3 separate regions of the Homo sapiens genome follow, and all the other regions are linked to region 1. The links are chromatin loops, found by intact Hi-C in ENCODE. Cell type or tissue: PC-3. All regions are shown on one strand. Each heading gives the region's core, and the rest is flanking DNA. Links, peaks and the distances in the headings are about the cores only.

Region 1 (8,102 bases), core at 1,916-6,915:
TCTGGTTTCAAGGATCTGGTGATGCACAGCTGCAATGGTCTCGCCCGACATTACTCCCTGATTAGCATCTAGTGGTGAGTCTAGAACAAAGAAGGAGGCTGACTAGAGGAGAAAATGAGAAATTAGCAAAGAAGAGAAGACTAGGCCTGGATACTGAGCTGTAGAGTGCTGAAACATCCTTCGGGAGGAAAAGTGTCTAATAAAGACTAAGATGTTGATTACTGTATGATTTCCATATGTAATATTTTGTTCATGATCTCTAAGTCTTCACTGATGTAAAATGAGTGAATTAAGTATGCAGTTGGGGTATTGATGAGTAAAGCATTAAAGGACTAAGCTTTGTTCTGGATCAGAATTCAAGAAAAAAGAGAAAAATTACCAGCCCCCCAAAGCAGGGGAAATCAAGGAAGCTGAAACCCACATGGAAATTCACAGAAATCTTTTGGGAGAGCTGTGGACTCCCAAAGGCCATGAAATCATGTGTGTCCTACACTTAAGGCAATCTTGCCTACATCTTAAGGGTCAGTAGCTGTGACAAACATCTGGTCTACAGATATAATTTTTGAGACATTTACCATTGAGAGCTTATCACCTACATATGCCTTGTGATTAAAAGCATGAACTCTCTACACAGTGACGGGGAAGCAGCCTTGTTTGTTTGTTTCTAAAGGTCCCCAAGGAAAAGTGGCCATAGGTGCTATACCTCTGTGGAGACAACTTCACAAAGGGTGTTTCTTTCTTTCACTAAGTGATGAATAAAGAGAATGCGGTTTACTCCATGTCTCCTCAGAAGCACAGCCTGTCAAAGCTCTAGGCTCTCCATCCTTGCGAAGCCCAATTTTCCTGAGTTTACAGCTCAACTTACTGGTGAGCAAACTCAATCTCTCTCTCCATCTCTGCTCGGTGGGGGCGTTGCATGAATAATGGTGACAGCTATAGACAGGCAGTCCTGGAGAACAATTGTGAGAAAGCAGGGGTGGTTGGCAGTGGTTTTCAGGAGTGTGAAGGGATGTGTGGGTTTCTTTAAGATGCTAATTCCATGAGTCTCAGTAGGCTGCACTTGGAAGGGTAAATGGGGAAACAGTCAAAAGAGTTTTAATTTCAGGCTTTGGTCACAATTGCAGTAGAAATTTGGTGACAGGTGGTTGCAGCTTCCCTGCCGTGATTTTAAACTCATTAAAAAATTATATAACTTGACCATCAGGTGGCAAAAGAGTAAGGCTGAAATAGAAAACTTCTCATTTTTAGTTCAATGTTGCCTTCTTCTACACATATTATCTATATCTCAAGTCAGAAATGGGATTGAGCATGAATTTGTGCATGTTTAAAAGACACAGTCTTGGAGAGAGTATTATCATAGAAGAATCTGGCATAGCAGTCCACGGGCATTTCTGCATTATAGAACTTAACACAAAGGATCACTGAATCCCAGCAAGGTACAAGACAAAATCATCATTTTTACCTAGAAATAGATCCCGAATCCTATAGGCATTAGGTTTGGGGACCAAAGCAGAAACTTTCCTGCTCATTACCATAGTTATATACCTATTCATTTGTTCTATCCAAAGCAATTAGTTCAAGCAATCTTTTAAGTGCTATCAGTTATGGATTTTATTAGGCTGTATATAAAAGAAATCCATTATAATGGCTTGTTCAAAAGGAGGGCTAGGTAATCCTGGCTGCTCCATTTTTAATCATGTAGGGCTAGGTAATCCTGGCTGCTCAAAGAACCAGGCTCCTTCTATCTCCCTCTACCTTAGCACATGGATTTCTCTCTCTCATCTTGCAGAAAGACTTCTTTTCTTGCCCTGTGTCAGCATTATAGGCAGAAAAAAAGAGGGAAGCAACAAGAAGTGATAATGCTTGCGTTAAAAAAGCAACATATTTCCAAAAATTTCCAACACATATTTCCTTATATTCATTGGCAAGCACTGTCATTTAAACTTTCTAGTTTTTTAAAAAAAAAAAAAAAACTAGAAAATGAATATTTTAGTTGGCACTACCATTGACTGAAATATAATTAAAAGGGAAGAAGAATAGAAGAGATATTGGGAAGTCAATCAGTCATACCTGCCACACCTATGCTGGTCTCATGCAGATAAGGTTCTGCTATGGAGGAATCCAGGCCATGAAGCAAATAACACTAATTTATTCATATACTCATTTACTCATTGAGCAAATGCTTATTGAGGTATTATAGTCGTGGTTTTGACGGTCCAAAAAATAGATACAATCCCTTCCTTCAAGTATCTTATCATCCAGTGAGAGGAGACAGACAGATGTTTGCCCTGCAACATGATACCAGCTGAGAGGAGAGTCATGGTGCCACTACGAAAGCACAAAGAAAGGGCAACAGGACCCCCCAGGAAGGAAGCAAGAGAAGACTTCTCAGATGAGTTGCTTTCTAAAGATACTGATACAAATCGAATTTTAATTGGGCTAAATGAAGTAAGCCAGACACGAAAAGAAAAATATATGATCTCACTTATATGTAAACTCTATTTTTAAAAACATCAAATGATATAAAGATAGAAAATAAAACAGTGGTGATCAGGGTCAGGATAGGGTGGGGGTGAAATGCGGTAATGTAGCTCCAGGGATACAAAGTAGCAAATATGTAGGATAAACAGGTGGAAAATTGGAATGTACAACATGAGAACTAGAGTTAATAGTGTATTGTGTTCAGGACTTTTGCTAAATGAGTAGATTATAGTTCCTTTTGTCACAGGGGAGAAAATAGGTAACTGTGTGAGATGTAGATATGTTAAATTGTGCCACTAAAGTGACTATTTTATATGTATGTATCTCATAGCATCAAGTTGAATACCTTAAATATACAGTAGTCTCCCCTTATCTGTGCTTTCACTTTCCAAGATTTCAGTTACTCATAATCAACAGTGCTCTGAGAATATTAAACAGAACAGGACAGAAATAAACAATTCATAAATTTTAAATTGTGTTCTGTTCTGAATAGCATGATGAAATTTCATGCCTTCTGGCTCTTTCCTACCCAGGATGTGAATCATACCTTTGTGTAGCCTATCCATCCTGTCTCTGTTCCCCACCCATTAGTCACTTAGCAGCTGTCTCAATTATCTGATCAACTGTCATGGGATTGCAGTACTTGCGTTAGAATGAACCTTATTTTATTTAATTTTAGCTTATCTGCATGAGACCATCATAGGTGTGGCAGACATGGCTGACTGACTTCCATTATCTCCTCTACTGTTCTTCCTTTTTAATAAAACTCTCATTTTATTTCAGTCAGCGATATTCCCGAAAGCGCAAAAGTAGTGTTGCTGGCAATTTGGATATGGCAAAGAGAAGCCCTAAAGCACTCTGTCACAGGATCCTTGGGGTGTCACTTTGCCAGCCGGAAACCTCTGTGGCTGGTGGCACCTTCTGCCTAAGTGTTGCTTGTGCCCACTGGCCCCTGCTGCCCACTCAGCTTGGCAGGCTGCACTCAGTCTGTGTAACTGGCCTGGATCCCACGCCTACCAAGGGCGAGTCAGGTGCAGAGCGGCAAGGAATATGCTGGTGAGCGCGTACAGGGTTCGGCCATTGCGCACAGCCAGGCACAGCCAGTGCCTAGAGCTGCCTGGCTGCTGTGGCGGGACAGGCAGCTCTAGGCATTGGCACAGGCGCCGGCTCCATGTGAGGCTGCAGCTGGACAAGACGTACTGCAAGCGGCTTGCTGCAGGCACAGGCGTCCGGGACGGGGAGATGCGGTGGCACCCAAAAGCTTGGAGACGCCAGAAACCACAGAGCCCCCAAAAGAGTGTTACATCCCTGGCTTGGGGAGCCCCTAGGTCTGGGTTCCCTGAAAAGCCACAAGTCTTCTCTTCTTCTTGTCGCACACAGCGTGAGTTGGACAGGGGAGTGTTTCAGTCCTGTTTGTGTTACAGCTCTTTCAGTCCCACCATTCAGCAGGTCCCAAGTTCTTGTCCCACATCCAGGAAGAAGGAGGCACACACAACTGGAGAGCTAGCTAGGCACAGAGGAGCTTCACTGAGCGGCAGAACAGCTCTCAGGATACCTGAAGTGGGTAGCTCATTTCCACGGGCAGATCATCCTGAGGAGTCTCCAGCTTTCAGAAGAGAGGAGACTTGTAGTGGGTAGCCCCTTTCAGCAGACAGGTTGTCCTATGGAGGAGACTGGATGTGGGTAGCTCCCTCCCTCTGCTGGTAGTCCTAATATCTGTCTGATTCTGGCAGAGCCGGGGGTTTTTATGGACTCAGGAGGGAGGACTTGCGTGCTGATTGGTCCATGGGTGGCCATCAGCAGGCGCAGAAAAAGCACCATAAGTTATCACTCTGTGAGGCAGACTCCACCCAGAACTGGAAGCTCAGCCTCCAGGCTTCAGGCTATCCCTGGCTTGAAGGTGGGGCTTCACCAGACCCGCCCTTTCAGCTCAGGAATCTTTCTGCCTCCCACCATCAACATGCGGTTCACTGGACCCAGGTTGTTCTTTCCAAGGGGGCCTGCAGGCCCACGCTGAGCTGCCCTCAGCCCCTTGGCCTCCCTCCCACGCTCATCGGTGCCCAAAGTCCAGAGGGGGCTGAGGCGGCAGGGGCCTGGCATGTCAGCACCACCCTGAGTGTGCACACACCCAGCTGGGTGGTGACAGCACCCGGGCTCAGCCACAACATTGCTCCAAAGTCGGAGTAGGCACTGGGAGTAGGGAGAGGCCAGGAGTGGGTGCAGGCATTTCCAAGACTGCTGTGGGGGGTAGTTTCCTGGGCCCCTGAGAGCACAGGGATGCCTGGGTCCGGAGTTGCAACTGGACATATGCAGCTGTGCCTGGGAGCACAGGGCTCCCTTCCCGCCAACTCGGTAGGGGCTGAATGTCCTGCCTGTTCCTGGCTCCCACTGGGTGGAGTGCACAACCCTAGCTGTGCCTCTCCTGCTGTGGCTGGCATCTTTGCAGGGGACACTCCAAATGGCTGCCGCTGCCATCACTTCCTTTAAGTGAAAAGGTGAAAATTCTTGACTTAATAAGGAAAGGATAAAAATTGTATGCTTCGGGAGTTGGAGACCAGCCTGACCAAGCATAGCAAAACCCCATCTCTACTAAAAAGACCAAACTAACTGGGTGTGGTGGTGCATGCCTGTAATCCCAGCTACTCAGGGGGCTGAGGCAGGAGAATCGCTCGCACCCGGGAGGCGGAGGTTGCCGTGAGCTGAGATCGCGCCATTGAACTCCAGCCTGGGGAGCAAGAGAAACTCCGTCTCAAAAAATAAAAATAAAATATTGTATGCTGAGGTATCCAGATGAGCCTTTTTGAGAGCACCTTGTATTCTGTTGCTCCAGACAAGCAGGGATTTGGAATTGTGTTAATTCCTTTACAGCAACAGGGCTTTGGCATTAGTTGTGACTTTTCAGGCAGTTCTCTGCAGAGATAGCCCAGTCAATTCCCAGAGAAAGGACTGGATCCTTCAGCTTTGCCTTAATTGACACACTATTATCTTCAAACACCTTTTTCCAGTGTCCCTGGGTATTTGAGAAACAATGTTTCTTTTATGTCAGTTTAACTGAAGTGAAGCAAGAAGAAAAATACTGAAACCTATGATAAATTATTAGGTCACAATTATTTTCAAATACTGCTTAATTTTACTCTTTTTTGACTAGGCATTCCTATTATTCCAAGATTCATATTTATTAATTTTATTCTGATTTCTAGGTGGTTGACTGCCAAGTGCAATGTACCTTCGAGGGAGCTAAAAGTCCCTCTCCTTGCATTGGTTAAAGCAACATTAATGATTACTGTGATCTGAACAACGTTCTATATCCTATGACTACATTAATTTACTACACAAAGCCCCTGCCTGCCTAAAACTGACACTCTAATGAAGGGACAGTCATCAAATAGGCAATCAAGGTAATAATACAATATAGAATTCTTATAAAGAAGGAATCCAGGCTACTATAAAAGAAGATAGCATGAGGACTTAATTTATGTTAGACTCCTAGGATATCTTTACTGGAGATGCAAATTTTACTCTGAATAATGGGAATAAATGTAGTGGTTGGGGAGAAAAAAATTGGAAAGGGAGAAATGAGTTTGGTACACTTAAGAAACAGAAAGAAGATGAATGTGACTAGCGTATGCGCTAGGAGAGAGAAAAAGTCATGTAAGTTAAGAGAAGGGTGGTAGTCAGGGGTTTTACGTAGGAAATAGAACTTGAAACTTCACAAGTTTCTGGCAATTATTTTTCCTGTGATGAGGTGAATGAGCTTGCCCTTCTCCTACCCATGCTTTCTCTTGAGTCAACGCAAAGCCCAGCAATGGTCTGCAGTTCTAAGGAATGGCATCAGTTATCTTCATTCTTCCTGAAGAAGTTTTCAAAGTCCCTTGGAAAAGCAAAATATGAAACAGATTAAATTATAAAGTACCTTGGAGAAGGCCAGCTGTTTGCTTATAAACCTTCCTTTGCATTCCACGTGAAATAATATTTCCAGCTATTTCTTTTTGAATGCTCTTGTTCGCTTTAATATTTGTGCTTGGCTGAAAGAAAGGCCTGTGGGGTTTGTGGAAGTTGACATTCACAGTATCCAATTTTTAAAGCTCTGTGTAAAAATGCCACTAAATTGATTCAAACCTACTTTTACTCATCACCTGCGCTGGTAAATACGCAAAGGGTTTGCATATGCAAATTTTTTAGAGTGCCCTCCAGAGGAGACCGAACACACATCTTAGTATATGCATCTTTAAAGTGCTCTTCCTGGAGCTTTTGCAAGGACCGTATTATTTAGGGTGCAACAATCTCTTCAACCTTCCTGGAAATGAAAAGTTTCACATCCAAAACATCTACTAGAATGGTCTTTAAGAATTCATTTTCAAGCAGAATTTGCAGATTTGCCATTAGGAGTATTTTGGCTTTGAGAACACAAGGTGTCATATGCCATGCCCTTGAAATAGCCTGGGTTGTTTCTAAGCTGAATCAGGAATAAACAAGAGCCAGGATTCACCCTTATTGACAAAACATACCTATATATACACATATGAATGTATACATATTTGCATACATACATACATATAAATGTATGTATACATTTTAAAATTATATATAATATAATTATATAAGATAATATACTATAATTACATAATAGATATAATTTAAAAGACCATAGGCCAAACATAGTTACAATTATACTCCCAGGGATAACTGGCACACAGAAATGATTATTCCCACTTGATATTGACATGATTCACGTCATGCATGACAAACCCTTCCACTTACAAGGACATTTCAAATGCAGACACTGTGTGCTCTTAGATTTTCAAACCATCTTCTTCAAGAGAAAGGAACATAATAATAGCTATCATTTGCTGAGCATATACTGATGTCAGACACTGAGCTAAGCATTAAACAACCATTATTTCATTTAATATTTAGAGCAACTCCATAACAAAGATGTATAATACTATTATCTCTATTTTTCATGTAAACAAATTGAGGCATATATAGGTTACCTAGTTTGCTCAAGAACAAATATGTGCAATAAAATCAGTATTAGAAACCAGTCTAGGATGACCTTTAGAGCGTAAGCTTTTGAAATATCTTTGAAATAGATGGTGATGGATAAAGAAACAGCCCTGTATCTGGAGCCAGGAGGACTGAGTTTAAATTCTTACCACCCAATTATCATTGGTCCCTCTGAATAAGCCATCCCATTTATTCACAGGTGAAATCTTCTGAGGAATTTTTTTTTATCTGGGAAAAGTGCACTTACATTGCCTATTATTAAGCTAAGAAACCACTGTTTAACTGGAACTTTAGCATTGTACTGAAAATCAGACAAAAGTCATAATTTTTGCTCATGTGTGGTTCCTTTGCTGTACTACAACATGCTTCATGAGTGATTGGTCATTCACATATGAAAAGCAATTGTGAAATCTTGCCTTTGATGACACTTATCTCCAATTAACTTCCAGTATATTAGACGGTTAGAACTATATATTAAAAATAATCACATGAAATTTGGAGAAAGCTTATAGATGGCTTAAAATCTATTAGTAATGTCCTATTTCTGTATCTGGGAGGTAGGTATATGTGAATCCATTAAATTATTTGTTATATACTTTACCTGTGGAAATAAT
Region 2 (8,102 bases), core at 1,245-6,244, 140 kb after region 1:
CAAAAGTCTAGTGATTTTGAGCACCTACCTCTGTGTTCAAGGGCAGGGTATTTTCTGCTTAAGATTATTCTCCCCAGTGCCTAGTTCAGGACTGCTCACACAGCAGGTGTTTGGTCAATATTGGTAAAGTTTACATAGATGATATATAGGGGCCATAGGAAGATATTGACTCGGGAGCCGAATTGAGTCTATGCTAAGAATAGCAATGCATATTAACGTCAAAATAAGAATTAACAACTTTCTTCAAACATTTATGTACAGACAAAATAAAGGACTAGTTAAATATAGATACTGTAGGAACTGCTTGAAAGCATTGCTTAAAATCACAAGGTCTTGGGTATCCACTGACCCTTCAAATATCCTCAAATGACTTTCATTTACTTGTTTTTGTTACTTTTAAGAGATGTCTGAAAAGGGCTGGTAATCAATACTGTACTTAGACAGCTGGACAAAAGATAAAAATGCCCAGGCCCTTGACTGGGGCAAGAATGATTGAGATGCTCTCGTGATTCTCTCTTAAGATATGGTCCACCTACTGAGAAGACCTTGTCCTTTTCCTGTATATACAGGTTGTGGTAGAAAAAGGCAAAAACCTAGAAACTAGCAGCTGTACTTGCTCACAAAATCCTGTCATAGAAACATGTAATTGAGGCTAAAGGAAAAAGAAAGAGTTCCATATTAACCTATCCAAATGGTGGAAGACCATTTAACAGTCTCTAGAGGGAACCAACCCGTGGCAGGCCATGCACTGGGGGTGAGGTGGGGAGGTCTGTGCTACACAAATAATTCATAGAGCTATGTTTTTTTGTTTGTTGTTTTACAACAGTGTTTATCACTCAGTGTGGAACATTATTTTGACAAACATACCATGGTAATTAAGATGATAATTGATGAAGGAGTCCATAGGATATCTCTGCACTATTTTTATAACACTTCTGTAAATTTAAAATTATTCAAAAATAAAAAGTTTATTTTAAAAGGTCTGACAAATTTCCCATGCTACTGTGGCAAGAAAATGCAGAGGATGACTGAGGTAGTCAGGCAGTATTTTCAAGAGATGGTAGTACTTGAGCTAAAAATTAAAAAAAAAAAAATAAGGGCTGGGTGCATTGGCTCACACCTGTAATCCCAGCACTTTGGGAGGCTAAGACAGGCAGATCACGAGGTCAAGAGACCGAGACCATCCTGGCCAACATGGTGAAACCCCATCCCTACTAAAAATACAAAAACTAGTCAGGCGTGGTGGTGTGTGCCTGTAGTCCCAGCTAATCGGGAGGCTGAGGCAGGAGAATCACTTGAACCCAGGAGGCCAAGGTTGCAGTGAGCTGAGATCACGCCACTGCACTCTAGCTTAGTGACAGAGTGAGACTCCATCTAAAAAAAAAAAAAAAAAAAAGTAGTGGTAAATAAGGTGGATAAAGGATAGAAAAGCATGTGTTTAGTAAGCTAGTTTTTTTACCCAATAATATTTCACAGACATCTAAGTCAGTTGCTAAAAATCTTTATCATTTTTGTTGGGTTTATCATAGTTCTTGGAATAAACATGAGAGTTACTTATTTCTTTATGATCATTTTTCTCCTTTTTTAACCAGATCTACAGGAAACTTACAATACTATTTCCACTTATATTTTAAATACCTGTTTAATTTTTTTCCTACTAAACTATTATGTTTCCAAGGACAAAAACCGTGTTTATCTTTTTCACTCCTTAAGTCCCCAAGATATAGTACAAAGTTGAATAAATGAGGATATAGAACATGCAAAGACATGGAATGAAAAAGTAGCAAGGAGTGTAAGAGACTTGCAAGCAGTTTTCTACAACTGGAGTAAAGGACTCTTATTGTGGAATTTTGAGAGGCAGGGAATTAATTGAAGAGGTTGACATTCATTCTCTAGGAATCATCAAAATGTTTATTTTGGACCCAGTCTGTGTTAGTCCATTTTCACACTGCTATAAAGATGCTACCTGAGACTTAGTAATTTATAAAGGAAAGAGGTTTAATTGACTCCCAGTTCCATATGGCTGGGGAAGCCTCAGGGAACTTACAATCATGGCAGAGGGCAAAGGAGAAGCAAGTACCTTCTTCACAAGGTGGCAGGAGAGAGAGAGAGCAAAGCGGAGACTGCCACACACTTTTAAAACCATCAGCTCTTGTGAGAACCCACTCACTATCATGAGAACAGCATGGGGGAACCGTCCTTATGATCCATTTATCTCCCACCAGACCCTTCCCTTGACACCGGGGGATTGCAACTTGAGATGAGATTTGTGTGGGGACACAGAGCCAAACCAAATTACAGTCTATATTATGCACTGTAACTACAAATAGAAGGAAAACATTAGCTGTTCAGTCAGGAAGTTTATGGGATTGCAGGGCCCACAATATAAGGGAATTTTTTTCCTCTTCATCCTAAAGACTACTGGAAGTCTTTGAAGTATTTTAAGTAGGAACTTCAGAAAGATCTTTGAATCAGTGGTTCTCCTGCAGAAGGAAACCGAGAGAGAAGGGCAATATTAGGAAACAGAGACTCCATTAGAAGTTTCTTGCAACATAAAAATAATGAGAGATTCCACAAAATTACTTGAGTGGAGACTGAGAAGTGGCTGCAGGGGTCACTGATATTAGGAGGATGTGATGTGGAGGCAGCTGGGAGAGGATTTTCAGAAGGAGAGGGCGGGATTGAGATCTATCTGGAGGTTGTATCAGCTCTGCTCTATAACTGACTAGATGTGGAGGGCGATGAGCAGAGAAATTGAGTATGATTCTCAAGTTAATGGCTTCCATCACTGGCTGGGTGAAAATGGCAGACAGTAAAGAAAGTAAGATAGAAGACAGTGCAATCTGTTGTGTTTTTGGGATGGGTTAGTCAAACTCATTGTGGTGGAGATAACTTCAAGACCCTAGGTGAAGGTGCCCAGTAGATAGTTGAGGACACTGGTCTCTAGGGAGAGAGCTGTGGGCTATAGATATAGACCTCTGACTGAGTAGTATATGAGTTAATATTACACGAAGTGTCACTGTAAATGAGACCCCCTCAAGGAGAGTAGGTAGAAGAGAAGAGAATCCAGAGTGAGCTCCGGAGAGCAACAGCATTTAAGATGGAAAAGAAGAAGAGCATGAGAAAGAAACACATTTAGAAGTCAAGATGAGGACGATGAATGGGAGATAGGTGAAAAATTTGGGAGAGCCTACCGAAGTATGATTGAGGAAAGAAAAAGTATTCAACACTGCAAGGTGCAAATGAGTGTTAAAGTGATGAAGCCTTCGTAAGTGATAGGATTCTTCAGTTAGGGTGCCATTCACAGCCTTAATTAGAGCAATGCCAGACACTTTACTCAGATAATTGCATTTAATTTATACAGTAGCTGATGAAGCAGGTAATATAATCCTAATTTTACAGATGAAGAAACAGTAGCTTAACTAACTGACTCACAGACATGCAACTAGTTATCAGCAAAGCTCAGATTCAGACTTAGGAAAGCCGATGCTGAAAACTGCACTCTGAATAACTAAGCTCTACGGTGCCACCCACTGACGCATCTAATTAATTTCAATTCAGCATGTCACTTCACAGTTTAGGGTTTTGTTTTGTCCTCTAATTTTCCATAAGCACAAATATTAGTTCACCAGCACTATTCTAAAGCATCATCAGAACTGAGTGAGACATATATGTTGCTGTGTGTTGGCGTCAAGTTTTTAGCCAAAAGCAAGGTAGTCCCCATAGGTGTCCCGTAAATTCCATTAAATACATGATATTGAAAAGAAATGAGCATTTGAGGTGTTAGAGTAAATGCAGATCAGCCAGGTTGTCCTCCAATGACACACATAGCAGCTCGAAAGAACAATGCCAACTATTGACTGTGCTCCCTGGTCCTAAGCATTAGATCATTGCGTTTCTCTAATGATTTATGTGTGAAATTTCCAAGGTTATATGAATAGGCCACAAACAGACTTTGATATACCCATAATGGGTTAATAATGCATACTCCATACTTAATGCATAAGAAAGTAAACCACAGAAATTCCACAAAAAAGGACAAACATCTCTGGTGAGCAGTTCCTCTGAGCTTAGAGTCTGGAACATACTATTGTGGAAGGAAAATGCTTTTAATCTTCCTGCTGATGAATAAATCACAGTTTTTAAAAATATTTTAAAACATTTGAACAGCACCACCCCAGGACTTCATACAAGCTCTATTTTTCAGTTCCATCAGCATGCAAGCCATTCTCTTAATTGTGTACATAACCACGTACATAAGCAATGCCATGGATTTTGCACACTTCTGAACAATGGGCACCCTAGATATCTTGCGTGTAATACCGGCTGCCATGGTGCAATTAGAGGAGAAATAAATCTTACCATCTTGATGACAGCCTGTGCATCCAAAACCAGGCAATATAGATGGCTTTGAGAAAGCGGAATCTTGTATTCTTTGACAATGTAATTATTATGCTCTGTCAGCTCATTTGACTTTTTCATAAAAATCACTTAATACTTCACAAGGATATTACTTTTGCCATCAAATATCACTTTTGGAAATGTTAGTAATTTAGGAACTCCTATATTAAAAATGGCTAATTCAGTAAGTACATGAAATGCCATAATCTGAGAGGCCTTCTAACCTAAAAGATTTCCCCCTCCCCAAGCTTTATTAAGATATAATTAGCATACAAAACACTGCACATAATTAATGTATCCCATTTGGTGAGTTTAGACATATGTAAATTTTACTCCTGTTACCATCACCACAACCCAAGTAATAAATAGATCCACCGCCTCTAAAAATTGAATACTTCAGTCCCACTGTAAGACGCTGGGGAGAACAAAGGGCTCCATTAAGGAGCTATGGTCTGGTATTTAAAGGCTAAATAGTCAACAACTCAATTACAAATGATTTAGGAAAGTGCTGAAGCTATATTTAGTAGAGAGTTTTCTTCTCCAGCACCAACCTTACATGTTATTATATGCTAATTTTTAGAAATTTAAATCTAAAGACTTGTCTAGTAAAGACTCTTTTTGAGTTGAATGAAGTTCTTGGGCAATAGAAATTGCATATTTCACTTTTTTTTAGTTGCCTTTCTAAATTTACTTACATAAGATAAAATTCACTCTGTTTGGGGTAGATTACTGTGAATTTTGACAAAGGCTTTCAGTCTTGTAACCACCACCACAATCAAAACACAGAGCAATTCTGTCACCCCTAAAATTTGTGCTACCCCTTTATAGTCAATCTCTCTCTCCATCCCCAGCCCCTGACAACTACTGATCTATTTTTTGTTCCTATAGTTTTGCTTTCCACACTGTTGTATACTAGTTCGTTAATTTTTATTGATGAATAGTATTCCATTGTATGGAATATCATAGCTTTTATATCCTAAAAACTTGCATTTGTGATGTGATGATGGCAATGATAATAATAGTGACATCTGACATTATGTGAATGCTTATTGTGACTCAGGCATTGCTCCAGCTCTGTCAACATGCTACCTCATAAAATTTCCTCATCATATGAAATAGGCAATATTATTATTTCAGTTTAGAGAATAGAAAAAGGAGGCAAAGAGTATTAAGTAACCACCCTAGGATCACACAATTTGTAAATGTCACAGCCTATATTCAAATATGGGCAGTCTGACTTCAGGACCTAACATAATAACCACCATCATAAACTGCTTCCCCAGTAATAGCTACCAATTATTGATCATCTGCCCTTGGGCTCCATGGCAAGCATTTCCTTGATCCATTTTCACATGAATAAGGTAGGATGTGGAAAATGAGACTTACAGAGACTAAGCAATTTGCTCCAAATCACTCTGATAATGTTACCTAATTTTTAACCAAATCATAAAAACTGGGTCTTATTACCTTTAAAGGTATTTAATTTTGATTAGTTTCTGGATTTCAATTTTTTTATTATTATTTTCTCCTATGACATTGCATTTCCAATTCGTCTCAGCATGCACAGAGTCTTTTGGAGTTGGACTAACTTGTTGGGCATTGGTACAAATCATCTTCCAGGGTTTAAGATTAGATAATAAAATATATTTGGTACAAAAGAGACCTTGTATCTATCTTGATTTATCCCTGCCTTTGTGAAATTGAAGGGATGAAAAAAAATCTGCTATCTGAATTAAACTCCACGGAGTGACATGTGGAAAAAATTTATATACGTTTTAACTTTGGGTTGTTCCTCAAGAGGTTAAATCTTTGTTCCAGAATGCAGATAAAAATAAATTTTGCTGCTAGATTGCTTATGTTATCACCTTATCATGAGCACTGTAGAATTGGAAGCAAAAATCTCCAGTACAGATGTCTACAGGGAGAATGTGATTGTATTTTTCAATTTGTATTTATAGTAATAATAATGCACTCAGCTCACATCTTTAAGGAAAAGGCCTCGAAGTACTTTACGTATTTTAATTAACCCTCACTGTACTCAGTACATAGACAGTATATCAATTTTATTAATGCATAGCACATGGAGAGCAAATTTAAGGCCTTAGGTTCAAAGTCATGGCATGCTGGTAATGATAATAATGTTTCATGGTGGAGACAGATCTGTGAAAAGAAAGAATAGGAAACAACCCAGCAAACTCCGTGGTCTGACATGTCAGCAGCGTTGCACCCTTGCACGCTCCAATGGTCCTTTGCATTACAAATTTCTCAATATAAGAAACATCCTGAATATCCTGAGTATTCTTTCCTACTGTCCTCTCTGGATTTATTAACAGAGTGTAAATGTCAAACATGGGGGAAGGTGTGAAGAATGGAGGGCTCATCTCTTTTCTGAACAACCCTAAATACTCTGGTCAAATTTCAAACAATTCCTGGTTAGACATTTGGATGCCTTTGATTTTGAGTCCTACATACATTCTCGTTATCATAAGAGATATGCCACAGGAAAAAAAGACATGTTCTGAGGCAGAGTTACAAGACCAGATAGGGCAGAACGGGATTTTGATATTTGATATTGTTTTTGGATCTTCAGACTAATGGTAGGTAATACCTATTTGTGAATTTAAGCTCAATTATAAGGGGAAATTTTTTTTTTCAGATAATTGGGGTCATCCAGGGTGAATGAGCTTATCTAGAAGGGAGTGAATTAAGAAGAGGAGATTCCTGCGTTGAGTGGGTGATTGAACTACATGCAAAGCAAGGCTTCCTCCAGTTCTAAGGAACTAACTGGAAAACTGATTTGAACTTTTATTTAACAGCTTTATTAAGGTTTAATTCACATAGAATAATCTTTATATATATATGTAATATACAATTTAAATGTTGTTTGTTTTTAACATCTTAGTCATTTTATGTGTACAGTTGAGTAGTGTTAAGTACATTCACATTGTCGTACACCAATTCACCAGAACATTTCCATCTTGTAAAACTGGAACTCTATACCCACTAAACAACCATTCCCCATTTCCACTTCCTCCCAGTCCCTGCAACAACCACTCTACTTTCCGTTTTTATGGATTTGACTACTTTTGATACCTCATATGTGGAAGCATACAATATTTGTCTTTTTGTTACTGACTTCGCTTAGCCTCGTGTCCTCAAGTTTCATCCATGTTATAGCATATGGCAAGATTTTCTTTCTTGTTAAGGCCAAATAATATTCCACTGTTTGTATAAACATTTTGTTAATCTATTCATCTGTAGATGAACATTTGTGTCGCTTCCACTTCTTGGCTATTGTGAATAATGCTGCTATGAATATAGGTATGCAAATAGTAATTTGAGATCCTGTTTTTCATTATTTGAAATATGCACCCAGAATGGGGATTGCTGGATCTTACGGCAATTCTATTTTTAATTCTTTTAAAGAATTGTCATACTATTTTTTTAAAGTGCCTGCATAATTTTTCATTCTCACCAATAGTGTACAAGGTTTCCCTTTCTCCACATCCTCTTTAACGTTTGTTCATTTCTATTTGTAGTAGCCATCTTAATGGGTGTGAGGTATAGGTTAAACTTTTATAACTAGAAATTTAAGAACTGAGAACCATACAGTTTTTCTGGCTCAGATTATTATTATTCTGTTCCTAATGATAAGTTTGACCTTGTAGAAGCAACTTCACCTCTCCTTGCAAGTTTTCTAA
Region 3 (8,102 bases), core at 1,758-6,757, 270 kb before region 1:
GGTTATTTGATGACCTGCTGCCCTGTGTAGTGTCTTTAGCCTGAAATCCTGCTCCTTTCCTGCTGCCCCAGAAAATACATCCTCTTCAAAGTTCCGAGCAATCATCACTCTAAGGTAAAATTGCTTCTGATTCTCCTTCATCTGAATGCAGTTGAGCACTTGTCTTTTCTATTTTGCCCCCAGTGCCCTAAAACCTTCTGTGCAGGCTTCAGCCTCATCACCTAATACATTTCAGGACACCTACTCGTCCCCAGCCCCATCTGTCTGCTCCACAGATGGCTTCTCTGTGGCAGTGAGAGGGTCTGACACGGTCATTCTTACATCTTCTGGGCCTGGCACAGAGTAGGTGCTAAGAAATGATTATTGTATAGACAAAAAGAAACAACTTTTTAAACTAGGCAGATCTTTTCAATTATTCTTCCCCCGAAGAGTTCCTACATATTCTATAATAATCAATAAATTGTGTTATAAAAGTTTTATTAGAGGAATTTTTGCAGTAGTGATCTCTTTAATGCATTTAAAATTAGATATACATATTGTTTTACCAAAACTTTCTTTAGGCACAAGCTTGTTCACACTTACGTCAGGAGGAAAGTAAGTTTTTTTTTTGTTTTTGTTTGTTTGTTTTTGTTTTGTTTTGTTTTGTTTTGTTGGGATGGAGTCTGGCTCTGTAGCCCAGGCTGGAGTGCAGTGGCACCATCTCGGCTCACTGCAAACTCCACCTCCCGGGTTCACGTTATTCTCCTGCCTCAGCCTCCCGAGTAGCTGGGACTACAGATATAGAAAGTAAGTTTTTAAAACATACTTTCTTTTCAAGATTTACATGATAGGGAGAGTTGCCTCCATCGCAGGAGGCGGGACACGTCTGGCAGTGCTGAGAGGCAGTAACTCCCCCCATACAAGTGCTAGCTTGAAAGGCTGCCCATTGCTGGTGAAAGATGCAACAGCTAACAGACAAAAGCCCACAGCCCAGGTATGTTACCCCACCTGGAATCCATGCCTGCCTCCCCTACAACTTCACCTGCTCCCCACCTGGCCCCCAGGCTGACTTTAGCCCCCATGGCCCCCATGTAAGCTTTGTTAGGCCAAAGTCTGTCATTTACCATCTCAACTGACTTTGACCAAATATTAAAAAAATGCAAATAGATATTTATTTTGTATGCTGATAACTACAATTAGTTGAGCACTCACTATGTGCTGAAGCCACATTTTGTGCATCAGAATCACACAGGAGCAGAATAAGGATGAGTTTAGCTTAACCTCACTAAAAGTGTGGATTCTGGATTCAAATTGCTGAAGTTTGAATCCCGCTTCTGCCACATTGCATAATTGCCTTGATAAACCTCACAGCCATACTGTAAGTCAGGTAATAACATCTCCAATTTATGAATGAGGAAACTGAGGCTGAGCAAGGTTGAATTTCCTTCCAAATTTGTACAGCAAGAGGCAGAGCTGCGATGGACACAGGTTTGCATAGAAGACAGCTGAGGCCCTCTCCTGCTGCTTAAGATCCTTCCCTTTTGTCACTTCATCTGCCTATGATACCCCTCGTGCTAAACTATAATATCGACTGGCTAAAACTATACATAGCACATGCAGCTGAGAATTATAAAACCCCAACCTCTCCCCAAAAGAATTCACTGTGCTCCAGAATGTGGAGTTTAAATAGTTATTATCCAATTATTTTTAAGATGTCCAAATTTACCCATTACATGCCAAAAGTTTTTCAATCCCTATTTCAAATATTCATTTATTTTCTTGAATAAATTATGACTTACATGGTAACAAAAGTTGTATTAGTCCTAGACTTAACATAATAATGCAATAACCAGTATGTTTGGTTGGACCCTTATTTCTGTGGACATTTTATTCAGAACCTCACTGCCTTTCCATCTTTTGTATGTATTTAATGCTATACCATCCCTCCTTGCTGGCTCATACTGCTGACAACCCTTGGTGTTATATATGTTTGTTCCTTCAACAATCAGTATTCTTGAGGGTTTTTTATGAGGATAATATTAATCTTATCTCAACAAGAAGTTGGGTATGCTTTCACCTTACACATCAACATAGAGTTCAATTAATTTCTAAAGTATTGAGCACTGAACTCTGCAATTACAAATTAGATGCTAATTAATGCTCTTTTACTTGCTCATTTATTTGGAATCTTCTCTTTTTTTCCTCCCTGTCAGAGCCCAAGTAAGTATGTAAATTCCATTAATTGTTTTTACTAACTCATTAAATGGGTTGTAGACCAAAGTAGTAATTCTGAAAATTATAGCCATCCAACACCTACATTTGTAAAAGACACAACATTCTAAAGGATATTGTTAACTAGACAGTAATTAAAAACCGCAGGGAAAGCGTTCCCCAGCAAGATATGTGATGACTTTAATTAATTTCTGAAATAACATAAATTCTTTAAGAGACGTATCTAACCTTGAGATTTCATGAAATTGCTGCTAGTAAAAGAGTGAAAAGAAACATCATTTGATATGTTTTAATATGAAGATTATTGGAAGATAAGAAAAAAAGCCCTGAACATATGCAGAAAAACTAAAATTTATTGACTATATACATTTTATTTTCACGATTTTAACAATTCTGTTCCAAAGTTTTATACCCATTTTATAGATGAGAACTGAGGCTCAGAGTCCTGAAGTAACTTATGCAATGCTCTTCTGAGGGGAGCATTCCAAGCACAGGGACCCACGTGAAAAGCTGAAGACAAAGAAACAGTGGAGTTAGAACTAAAGGAAGATCAACATGCCTGGAGTATGGGGGCTGGGGACCATGGCCTGAGCTAAGGCCCATGTAGTAATCAGAGCTGCACATGCAGACTTTTCTAGGAAATATTAAGGATCTGGGGTTTCATCTCTCATGGTTTGAAAAGATCACTCTTTCCACAATATGAAGAATGGCTTGGGGACAAAAAGTGGGAGACAAGATGCCAGGCTGCTGCCAAAGCCCTGGGGAGATGGTGATAGCAAGGACTGCAGAAGAGAAGAGCAGAGTAGTGACAGATTTAGCAGGTGAGAGTGTCAGGAATCACTCATGATGCCAGCAAAACGGGTGATGCAGGAAAGACATGTGAGGATGATTTCCAGGTTTTCAGACTGCTCCCCTGTGGGAAAGGTTATGTCCTTTTTGAAGTAGAGAGTGCTGGAGGAAGAGAAATTAGCAGGGAGTTTGAGTTTGTTCTAGGCCATGAAGAGTTGAATTATGACATAGAAAAGGTATTTGAATGTACAGCTAGAGTTCAGAGTAGATATCTATACTGAGTTTGAAAGCAAAAATGAAGAACATTTAAAAATTTTATTTGTGTTTCTCCAAGTGTTTTTTTTAACACTACTTGTATCAGAAGCACTTGCATATCTCTCATGACTCAATAGTTCTCAGACTTTAACATCCCTCAGAATCACCTGGTTATAGTGAAGTGAGGAAGACAAAAGCTCTAGAGTTTGCTTGCTTCGGTTTGAATCAGCTCTGACACTTTCTAGAATAAATTTGCACAACGTGGTGCTTCTGTGCCTCTATATCTTTCTCTAGAAAATGGGGATGATAATACCTACTTCAGTTGGGTTTCTTGAAGCTTAAATACAAAAACAGGGACATAAGGAATTAAGCTAAGTAAGCTAGCACACATAAAGGCTTTGGAACACTTAGTGGCACTTAGTAAACAGTCAAAAAAGGCTGGTGTAGCCATGATTGTTTTCCAGATAATTTTTTAAAATGCAGATTCATGAACGGCAAACAGGATTATGATGTTGACATCGAGTTACAGAGCAAAGTGAGCATTTCAATGTGGATTTGGTGGTGGTTCAGACTGGAGATAGATGATTAATTAGCATTCAGTGACTCTGGGCAGGATAATCTTGGACTCTACCACGCCTATTAAATCACAATCTCTTGGTTCGTAGGACAGGAAGTCGATATTTCTGAATAAACTCTCCAGGTTCTGGTGATGCTGATCCACTGCCAGGCTTGAAAGTGGTTATATATTAGACAAGATCCTGTGATTCTTGTTGTGTCAGGTCTGGTTGTTCATGAAAATGTGCAGTCCTCCTTAAGATGTTACTTTTCTGGGAAGCAGGTGGCCAGCCAGAAAGCACACTGGGTATGGGGTGTGAGCACATGCCTAGCACTCAGCAATGGACATGAAAGGAAGCGATGTTTATCACTTCTGGGCCAAGGCTTCTAAGAAGCAGTGGTGTCCTTTCCACCCTGTTTTTCCCCTTTGGCTCATGGAAGCAGAGGACAATGAGCACTAGGGGGAGCCGTAGCCATAAGATGAAAGGAATTGAGGGCATGGACTTGCTGATGGTAGGATAGTCTGCTGTCACACAAATGAGGAAAAAAAGCTTCTAATATGTTAGGGAAATATTGGAAATTACTTGTAATGGCAGTTGGTGTTACTCTGATAGGTGCTTTTAAACATGAGACTTCTGTCTAAGGCAATATTTATCCAAAACCTATTGATGGCAAGGGTCACTCCATCACAATCAATATGCTAGACTCTTATGATACAATGAATAAAAAGATATTTTGTTTGGTTCTTGGAATATAACTATCTGAACAATCCCAATTTTTCGTTGTTTCTGGTTGTTATTGTTTATTTTTTATTTAAAGTAGAATAATTACTAAAAGTGTGAATTAGGAGGAATCTTAAATTTTTCTGAGTAAATACGTATTATAAATTAGCGAAAATTGGTAGCTTTCTCTTTGGTATCAAAGCTCTTCGATGGCGCAGGAAAGGATTCGGTGGTTTTGTCTGTCTGAAAGTAAGTGATTGGTCTCTCTTCTGTATCTCTTCAGACAACCAAACGCCTGTTTTTGTAAAATAAAAGAATGTGGTTTGTATCTAGATCATTACTTAAACTAATAAAAAAATTGCCAAGCAGTGTAAACATCAATACTTATGAATTATTACCCTAAAGAATGTTGGCTAAATTTACATATAGATTAAACTTAAATTTATGAAATGTGATTTTCTTTCATTCTGATGACTTAATGTCATTTGTATTTTATGGGCAAGGTTCCAGCACAAAATGTTCTGTTTTTCTATGTGACTGAGGACATGGAAGACCTCACCACTTGATAGACCCCATGACATTAAATTGCAAATTGAATTTGAGATGGCAAAGAAAGAATATGTTGAGGCTTAGAAATTAGAACGACATGGGGGTAACACACATGGCCTGAGAAACTCACAATGAAGCTTCTTCCTCTTGAAAAGAGGTTTACAGAACGCAGTTTTTATTACTGAGGCCATATGTTTGATATCAGCCTTTGATTAACACCCGCCCCACTTGTTCTTTTCATGGAGAAGACATGGATCTCCTTTCCTGGAGTTTTATTATATGAAAACACACACACACACACACACACACCATTAAATTGCAAATTGATTTTGAAAAGCAGCAAAATGACATGGTAGAAAGTGACTGAGGCCTAGAAATTAGGATGAGGCAAAGTTAATATGTTACCTGAGAAATTAATAATCATCTTTCCTGCTTGCTAATGAGAGTTTACAGACAGCAGGTTCAATTATTGAGGCCGTATGTTTGATGTCAGCCTTTGATCGGCACTGACTCAGCTTGTTCTCTGCAGGGAAAAGTCTTTAATCTCCTTTTCTTGTAGTCTCTTACACATACACACCCCTCCCACATAACTTGACCGGATAAAAGAGAAATCAGACGCTTATGTTTTCACTTTGATTGTTCATGCTTTAGATTGAAATGGCTTTCCTATTTTGACGGTGGTGACAAGACTTAACTTTTTTTTTTCTTTTGTTGTTTTTCCCCCAAGGGCATGTGATTTAACACAGTCAGCTTCCTAATGATCACTGATTTCTTAAGAAACACCATATGTAACGGTACCCACACACTGTACTCTTCCTACCTCTTCTACTCCTGTCTATAACACTGGCCCGGTCCCTTCGCTTCTCTATACATTAGCTCCTTCAACCATTAAGGGGAACCTGTAATAGGTTGTAATATGGAGCTTCTCAAATCATTGGGATGATTAAACAAGATTGTAATGTTTCTCAAAGTCTACGTCTGTTACTTCTACCACTATCTCTTAATTACAAGCAGAACCAGGGAAGGTGATTGTAGTCTTACAGGGAGACTTTTCTACTAGTTACCAGTTTAACTTCCCCGAATGAACTAAAAATGGGTTTAGGAGGGTAGAAACGGGAGTCAGGTCACTGGAAGAGAGGAATAGGAATTGATCAGCAAGTCATGCACAGAATATTAATAAATCAGAGAGAGTGATCACTGTGTCATTTCTCAAAGTACGTTTTCTAACCCAGCAAACTTGCCTCGGTTGCTTATTAAATATTTAGATTCCTGGACCTGATAGAAGACTCATTGAAAAAGAAGGTCTGGAGTTGGGGCCTAGGAAGCTGCTTTTTGAACAAGATTCCCATGTGATCATAGCACACATGTAAGTGTTGTGCACTGTAATGGAAGTTTTAAATGGGATATAAATAAAATACTCAAAGTAAATGGGTTTTCATTTTCCATCTTGATGTATTAACTGACAATCCTTTCCCCCTTCCCCTCACCACACCCACATTCAGACCTTTTTTTTCCTCCCCTGCAATCCAACAGAAACAGCTCTCTTTTCCCAAAGCCAGAAGAATGATAAAACAAAGCCCTGGTAGGTATAGAAGTAAAGGCATGCTTTAAGCCATTGCAAATTCTTTTTATAAACAGAAATATATAACTTATGAATAAATTAGAAAATCAACACGTGACTCTACAAGGAGCCTTGAGCCTCTGCTCCTCAGATCCAAGAGCAGTTATGAAGTTGGCAAAATAAGTCAGTCTTTGCAACCTCCCTCAGAATTAACACCAGCTCCACAAAACAGGGATGAAATGAAAGCCTTTCCTTGTGGGTGAACATTATCGCCTATCACTGCCAAGCTGAAATTTACAGTTAAAACGCCTTATCCATTATTCCCACTTTCCCATGTGTTTTAACACCTCATGATGAGATTAGCTTTCACACTCGGGCTCCATGTTGACTAGTGCTGTATTATGGATTTTCGTTTTTTATTAAATTAGGAACAAGCATCAGTATTGTCTATACATTTGCTTTCAACCACCAAGAGTCAGGAGTGAAGTTTTATTTTGTTTTGTTTGGGGAATAAAAAATACCTTTCAGTTTTCTGATTTCCCTGATGATTCTACTCTCTAGAAGAACTGTGAGGGATCCAGAGAATGGCTAAAAAACACACTTCGCCCATGTTGTTTATAGTTGTTCCACATGTATCATATATATTTCATGTCTCAGTGAACATACGTCTTTGACTACAGAGCACACACAAACACAGACCCATGCTCTCATATAACCGAGTCTGTATAGAAGTTGGTAGATCAGCGTGGTAAAGCAAAATTCATAAACAGACTGATGGATACTTAATTCTATAAAATAAAAGTCTAAATTATAATTTTTCAGTATCGGCTTCATTCTCTTGATTTTATTGTTTTCCTGGAAGGAGAATCAAAAGTTTAAAATTTGCTTTTGTTGATTTTGTTTTGTTTGGCTTCCTGTTTGTGACAGTGAGTCTAAAACGAGGGAGGGCCACTCACCAAAATGGAAATATTGGATGGGTAGCTTTGTTTTGCTTTATTTTCTCTATCCCCCTCCCTCTTTTGCCACCTGTCTCCCTCTCTCTAAATTCTATGAACTAATATTTACTGGGCACTCAGTAAACATATTACAGGCCCTGTACTATGGCATTTATTTCATTCACAAAACTGTACAGAAGAGGTACTTGAATTTAGAAAAGGTAATAAGTTACTCAACATCATAAAGCTAGTAAATGAAAGGGCCAGCTTAGTCACTTATTGGTTCATTCATTCATTAATGTCATCAATACTTATAGCTGACTTTTTGTGTGCAGCTGTTCTTGATCCTGGGGTGCAGCAGTGATGTCCCTGCCTCATGGAGCTTTTATTCGAAGGGGGAGATGAACACACACACATCCACACAAACACACCCACACACACACACTATGGACTCCAAAAGCTATGGAGAGAAATGAAACAAGATAAAGACTAGAAACAAATGGTGATCACATTGGTTTAGATAGG

Evidence for each region. Hi-C counts contacts between places; a loop is a spot of excess contacts. Peaks named below come from ENCODE experiments on the same cell type or tissue, not always from the same donor. Only the 100,000 strongest peaks of a DNase experiment are listed, where the experiment ranks them.
Region 2: a loop joins it to region 1, with 2.6 times the contacts of the local background. A loop is called at or near these places in 2 of 110 quality-filtered maps.
Region 3: it touches region 1 in a loop (4-fold over the local background); 3 of 110 quality-filtered maps call a loop at or near these places.

The regions. Positions count from the first base shown.
Region 1 is chr10:107,541,385-107,549,486 of GRCh38, reverse strand. No RefSeq gene overlaps it. Among named protein-coding and RNA genes, the nearest start is that of SORCS1, 380 kb to the right of the region's middle. In PC-3, for the core only: a CTCF peak has its summit at 4,184 (motif pointing left); a DNase peak (open chromatin) is centred at 3,016; H3K4me3 peaks cover 1,708 bases; H3K27ac peaks cover 2,247 bases.
Region 2 is chr10:107,405,151-107,413,252 of GRCh38, reverse strand. No RefSeq gene overlaps it. Among named protein-coding and RNA genes, the nearest start is that of SORCS1, 240 kb to the right of the region's middle. In PC-3, for the core only: a CTCF peak has its summit at 3,530 (motif pointing left); no DNase peak of the experiment used is centred there.
Region 3 is chr10:107,811,151-107,819,252 of GRCh38, reverse strand. No RefSeq gene overlaps it. Among named protein-coding and RNA genes, the nearest start is that of LINC01435, 250 kb to the left of the region's middle. In PC-3, for the core only: CTCF peaks have their summits at 4,065 and 4,268 (motif pointing right); a DNase peak (open chromatin) is centred at 4,262.